2 separate regions of the Homo sapiens genome follow, and region 1 is linked to region 2. The links are chromatin contacts, found by Hi-C or POLR2A ChIA-PET in ENCODE. All regions are on one chromosome and are shown on one strand. The core of a region is the stretch at or near the end of the contact, and the rest is flanking DNA. Distances in the headings are between cores, read along the strand shown.

Region 1 (3,335 bases), core at 152-2,651, 250 kb before region 2:
ATATAATATATATATTATATATACATATATTATATATATTATATGTACATATATTATATATATTATATATATATACTTTTTACTTCATAATTCTTAGCACTTAGCACAGTAACAGGTATATAGCCAGTACTCAGTAGATGTTTGTTGGATGAAAGGTCACAGGCTGAGTGCTAAGTCCAAAAAGTGAGCAGGATCAAAGTTTAATTTCTTGAATAATGAGTTCATACTTACAAGTCTCTGCTCTTTTAAAATTTCCCATTTCAACTATCTTTGGGCTCTGTCAGGGGCGTGGACAAGAGATAGGAGCACTAGTCTAGGAGTTAGGCCGCCTTGGTAAGAGTATTGGCTCTATCACTGTCTAATTTTGTCACCCTGAGAAAGCCATTATGCAGGGCTCTTTTTTTTTCTTAAGAAAAAATGTATTTTTTGCCCCTTTAAGAAAATAAATCATTTTTTATAGAAAAAAGTCAAAACCACTTTGATAAAGTGCTATAAAATGCAAAGGTGTCATCATCCTTGCCTAATTATACAACAAGCCCGTGTAATAAATGCTCTAATAATTATAACCGTACAAAACTAGAGGTACTGCAGTCACACTCATAGGAAGAGTAATTCTGATTAGGACTAAAGGGTTGGTTGTTCGGGAAGTTCTCAGAGATGGTGACATTTAAGATAGCATTCCAGAGAGAGAACGGGTAAGGCCATTCCAGGCAGCAGGAAAGCTGAAGCAAAGGCGGGAGCAGGGAGAACCACAAAAGCACAGTGTGCCTCCTGGGTACTAAGCAGAGATCGCGTGGGCTCCTGGACCTCACTGAGTGTTTGCAGAAGAAGCCGCAGAGCTACCTGGGGCCAAGTTAGGATCCTCGACTGCTTTGCTAGGGAATTTCGTAATTATACTGGAGGAGCGATCCACGCCTTAGCAGCAATCACTCACACAGTTTTCCAGTTTACGACGTGCTATCCCATCCCGTACCACATCTACTCCTTACAGGAGCCCTCAGAGACAATCAGGGATAAGTCATTGACTCATTCAACTGAGGCCCCGAGTGGTGGCTCTGACTTTATAATGCAGGAATTAGAGCAGAAAGAAGAGGCAGCGGGCGAGGAGGCCAATGATGGAGGCTCAGGCCACAGCCTAGGCCAGGAAGGCCGTGAGTCTGCAGCAGGGGCCAAGGCGGTGCGGACCGAATGATCTGAGCCTCCCCAGCCAGGCCCCCTCCTACTCACCCTCGCCTCCTCCAGGACTGACGTCCCGGGGGCGGCTCCAGGAGGCGCAACCCGGACCGGGCCGCCCCTCCTGCCGGGCCGGTACACTATATCCAGCCAGGTCAGACCCCACGGCGCTGAAGCTAGCCGAGCCCCTCAAAAGGCCGCCCGAGGCTTTCGGCCGCACATCCTTCTGGGAATTGTAGTTCCCATCCTCTGAAGCACCGCGTACACCCGCCCTCCGCCCTTCTATCCCACAGGACCCCGCGCGCAGAGGACTCAGTGGACCGGGGCCGAGAGCCCAATGGGAAAGGAAGTTCTAGATGACGGACGACGTGCGGGGTGAGGCTAGTGCAGGACTACATTTCCCGAAGTGCACCGAGGTGGGCAGGACCCGGAAGTGAGGGTGTGAGAGGCCTCTCTGGAAGTTGTCCCGGGTGTTCGCCGCTGGAGCCCGGGTCGAGAGGACGAGGTGCCGCTGCCTGGAGAATCCTCCGCTGCCGTCGGCTCCCGGAGCCCAGCCCTTTCCTAACCCAACCCAACCTAGCCCAGTCCCAGCCGCCAGCGCCTGTCCCTGTCACGGACCCCAGCGTTACCATGCATCCTGCCGTCTTCCTATCCTTACCCGACCTCAGATGCTCCCTTCTGCTCCTGGTGAGTGAGGGAATGACAGACCCATCGACAAACGCACGAACGGCCTCCGGCCCTCGCCCAGGGGGAACACTGCTACTCCTGCCCCTGCTTTTCCGTCTTTTCCTGCAGTGTTTTGGAGTGCACCCTCCCCCGCTGCCCTCACTCTCGCCTGTCGGCTTCCAGGCGCGGAGTCCCCGAGGCCTGAGAAACCAGTGTCGGGGGAGAATGGGAGAATTAGCCCTGAGGGACTGATACGTAGTCACGGCGTAGGAGCTTCCCCTTCTCCCCGAAGTCCGGGGGTTTCGGTTTCGAGGGCTAGTGGACCTGGTGGTAGCTTGAATCGGAAAAGACCAAGCATAGACCTAGCGTTCCTTCCCACCCTCTCCATTTGGGAAGAGTGTGAGGTCGACAGGTGCTGGGGTTGTGTGACTCTCACTGGGTCTAGATCCCTGAAGCGGTGCCCGGGTTGGCAGATCCCTCTGTTGTGGCTTGATGCGATTGGTTGGGAACCCGGAACTGGAGACTGGTTTGGATTCCACTGGGAGAATAGAGTTTGAAGGGTGGAAGGTGTGGTTACCTGACAATCTCAGCTCAAGGCCTCCCTCAAATCTTATTGCAACGTATTTCCCCATGGAAGCAGATTTCTTCTTCATTGCGCCTTATTTGAATATGCATTCATTCCTAACTGCCTAACCTGCTCAGCATCATCCCATCTTAAAAGAATCTTTCCCTAGTCCCTCTTGCCCCAGAGTACGTCTTGAGTGTGCAGACTAATTGATCCAGGCTTCAGGTCAAATTGAGACAAAAGCGAAGGACTAAACACGTATGGCAAAATGGCTTATATTTAATTGGGCTGTTAATTATAATGTAATATTTGAAAGTACCTTAATTGTAGTAGATTTTTAGAAATTCAGATTTAAACATTAAGAACTACTTTCTTTACAATTTAAGAAACGATTTAGTGACGCATATGAAGTCACACAGCTAGTTACAGGCAGAGCTGGGATTAGAAACAAGTCTCTTGACTTCCAGTGCTTATTCCGCCATATCCCATTAAATGTTTAATATTTGTGTTTGAAATAGTTCTTTCTTTTCTTTTGTCACTTGGACCTTTTCGGAAAAAGCACTGTAAAAAACTAAATGGCATGTCAAAGTACTTTTGAGAACAAAAAGTTGTGTATAAACATTGTAATATTAAATGATAGAGTGTCTTATTGCCACTTCTTATAAGTATACAACAGTGAATGACTTCTGTATCGAGGAAAATATTCTGTATAGTGTTGTTTCTTGGTGATTTCATTATACACTGTGATACATTTTTCCTTCTAGAAGTGTTAGAATAATACCATTATTAGAGACCACTCTCTCCTTAAGAAGACTGGATACTAATCTTATCCACAAAATGGCTTGAGTTATGAATTGTGTGCACTTTTAGGAAATCAAAAAAAAAGGGCAAAAATCTTAAGATATTGTAAAGAAAAGTTGAGACACTGAAC
Region 2 (3,328 bases), core at 811-3,310:
TGTCTAATTTTTTTTCTGCATAGTACATATTAGTTCATTCAATTTTTATAAGAAACCTGAAAGTAGACATCTTTAACCCTGTGAGAAGGAAGGAAATTGAGATTCAGAGAGGGTAAGGAACTTGTCCAAGATTGCAAAGACAGCACATTTCAGGGTGAAGACCTGAACTCAGATCTCCGGTCTCTAAATCCTGTGGCCTCTCCCCTCTCCCACCATTTTTGTTTTTAACTATTTTGCCCCGCTAAGTTTGATATTTAGTTTTCCTTGCAATGTAGCTGATGGCTTTATCTGATGCAAAAGCAGGGGTAACCAGGTAACCATTTACAGTGAGCAGTGGAGCTCTGGAAAGACAGATGGTGGAGGGTGTGCCGTGGTCAGCCACCTGTCTAGTCCTGCTGTGTCACTGTTTCACTACTTTCTGCCATGGTTCTGCCCTCCTTCCTCCTTCTCAGTCTTAGAGGTCGTGTTTCAATAAGACCAGGAAAAAGACTAGAGTCAGACGAGAAAGGAGTCATTTTCTCACCTGAGAGATGACCTGAGTAGGGAAAAGAAAGCCATGGGGAACAACAAAATGGCATTTGAGCACTTGAGATTCCCTCTGCCATCTGGTTCAAAACTATCTTTCCAATCTTATTTCCCCTATTTCTGTACAGGAAAAGCGTTTTGCTCTGAGGTTAGGTCATCACATCAAGCCAGAAGGTAAATATCACATAGAATTAGTTTTATCCCTGAAAATCATTTAACTTTCCCAAAAGCACAAGACATCATCTCACCACTCATCACCAGAGGCAGAGAAACCATGACCTACAGTGGATTCATGCTCACTCCAGGACATACAGTCATCAAATGCAATAGCCTGCACTCTTAATTTTTCTCCTCTTTCTACTTGTATCATATGTGTGATTTTAATATATGCACAATGCAACTCCACTGTAATTGTTTTAACCCTAAACTGTACTGAGGCATTCAACTGCCATGCCCTTGCTGTTCTCTTTCCTTCATCTGGAATGTTCTTTATGTCTTCTCATGTCTAGATGCTACCTCTTTGGGAAGTCATTCATGACCAACACTTCTACCTTCCTTCACCTCAAAAAAGTTAGCAGTAATCTGGACTTACTCTACACTGCATCTGTCCCTTTTCAGGGCCTGAGCACTAATCACTATACATCAAGTTTATATATCATAATCTATGACTTCCTAGTAGACTGCCCACTTCTTGGCAACAGAATGCGTGCCTGGCTCATCTTTGCATCCCAAGAGACTGGTACAATGCTTGGTACATAGTGGGCCCTCGATGCTTATTTAATGAGTGGATATTTATAAAATGGTAATGCCACACTAACTTTCTGTTTGGTGAGGGGGCTTCTTATTTATGAAACATTATTAACTGCAACCAGATATCAACTCATTGGTATCCCACCAGATTCAAAGCACTTGCATTACTTCAGAGATGCAGCACTGGCAAAGGGCAATGGTTAGGGTAGATAAACAGGGAACCTGAAAAACGTTTGAAAGCCAACCACTGTGGGGAACCCCCTGTTTACTGCAGGAAAGGAGAGTGATCTGAATGAAACCATTTCCTGCCCCACTTCACCGCCTAGTTTTTCATGAGGGGGTACAGAGAGGAGGAGGACAAAGAAAAAAAGAATGAGAGAAAAAAAAGCCATGTTTGTGCAAACCACCAATACTAATCCAGATTCTTAATACTTTTCCTGGAAGCAAGCCTAGTTAAACTTCTAAGATGCCATTTCCTTTTCATGAGCTCTCTGTGGTTTAAGAAAAGACAGTTTTGGGATGAATTTTGTAATGTAAATAGCCCAGCTGATACTCCACAATCACCATTTATGATCAACGAAGCTTATTCAGAAGTCAAGATCCATGGCAGCTCATATTCAAATGAAAATTAATATTCACAGCAATGCACACTGTTTCCCAGGCATTGCCTTTTCTGCCATTTCCTGATATTTTCACACTTATCAAACCCACTTTCAACCAGTAAGTCACAAAGAGAGTGTTTGTTGTAAGGTCCAGAAATGAGAGAAGAGGGCTTATTTTTGTTGTAGGCTAAAACCACAGCAGGAATGAGGGCAGGAACAGGAGCTACCTGGTCGGGGAGGCCCAAAGACACCACTGTAGAGCACTTGGTCTATTGTAAGTGCTTGTTAAGTGCAGCTTAATTACTTTAATATCACTATCCTCCTTTGAGCCTCTCTCTTAAGCATCCAAGGAGACTGTCACCAAACATACTGCCTTCTAAAGCCACCACCTGTTTCCTCATGCCACTGAGTTTGATGCTTCCAAGGGGTAGGGGAAGGCATATGCCTAACTTGAGGGAATCTGTCACTATCACTCCAAGGGGGACCATAGGTGAATTCAGAGTTGCCTATCCTGAATCCAGTTTGGTTACATCACCAACTAAATTTTCTGTAATCCTCACTGCTGCCCTATGACATAGACATTGTTATCCCCATTTTACAAATGGGGAAACTGAATTTCAGAGAACTGAAATGTGTTCCCCAATAGCGCCTACTTATTAAACATAGGACTGAAGATTAAAATCTGGGCGTGCTCGATTCCAAAGTCCATGCTATTTCTGCCATGCCAAACTGCCTCCTCCCCCAGCCAATCTCCACATAAATGGGCAGCGGGCTGAGCAGCTGTAACTGCAGGGAATAGAACAAATGGGATGCAGAAAGAGGACCAGCACCACCCTTCTACTAATTTCTACTTTGTATTCTCTGCACTGAACTGCCCAGTCTCTCCAGGTTGGGTCTTCCTGGCACCCACACGTCCTGGCCTCTTAGATATCTGTCAATTTCCATTTAAAGAGTGAAACAAAGATGTGGCCTTCAGGGATGGACCCTCCTCTTGAATCATGGCTCTCACACCTGGACTGGCCTTTTTCCTCTTAGATTCTTTCTCACTCTAATCTATGCCCAAAACTCACTGACAGGGTAAATCTTTCTAAAACGCAAACCTGACCATCAAGCTCCTTTGGACAAAACCTGTGGATCCTCGTTGTTCTCAAGATAAACTCTGCTCCCCTCACCTAGGCGTGGAAGGTTCTTTATGTCCCGCCCCACCCTGACCTATCAGACCAGTCACATCTCCTGTCACTCCAATTTTCAGCTGTTTCCTTTCTGAAACTTAGCCATATTTTCAATGGCTTTTGGCAAATGTTTATGCCTGGATTCTCACTTTTTCCATTTTAGCCTGGAGACATCCTCTGCACTTACAAAGGACCAGCTCCTGTGATCTCTTCTGAGAAGACCACCCCCACCTGCTGTCTCTGAGCACTTTGAACTCACTCCCTTGTCTCCATGGTGGC

The links. Hi-C counts contacts between places; a loop is a spot of excess contacts on that map. ChIA-PET counts read pairs that join two places held with the same protein, here RNA polymerase II (POLR2A). Pooled maps may share reads with other maps.
Region 1: a pooled map shows a loop between it and region 2 (4-fold over the local background). The contact joins the promoter of INVS here to the enhancer-like site in region 2. A Hi-C loop is called at or near these places in 1 of 37 single-sample maps with no recorded cell type and 6 of 50 pooled maps. POLR2A ChIA-PET finds 5 or more read pairs at or near these places in 1 of 52 experiments (T-cell).

The regions. Positions count from the first base shown.
Region 1 is chr9:100,097,309-100,100,643 of GRCh38, reverse strand. It overlaps INVS (inversin), which reads right to left and starts at 1,401. Exons shown (of 17, transcript NM_014425.5): 1 at 1,228-1,401. ERP44 (endoplasmic reticulum protein 44) reads left to right here and starts at 1,644. Exons shown (of 12, transcript NM_015051.3): 1 at 1,644-1,860. The coding sequence starts at 1,804. RefSeq lists a silencer at 1,128-1,337 and enhancers at 1,578-1,717, 1,728-1,797.
Region 2 is chr9:99,849,873-99,853,200 of GRCh38, reverse strand. All of the region lies in intron 7 of NR4A3 (nuclear receptor subfamily 4 group A member 3), which reads right to left. Among named protein-coding and RNA genes, the nearest start is that of NR4A3, 30 kb to the right of the region's middle. Within about 2 kb of position 2,060, at least 3 of the 41 ENCODE cell types and tissues checked have a DNase peak (open chromatin) inside an H3K27ac peak, as active enhancers do.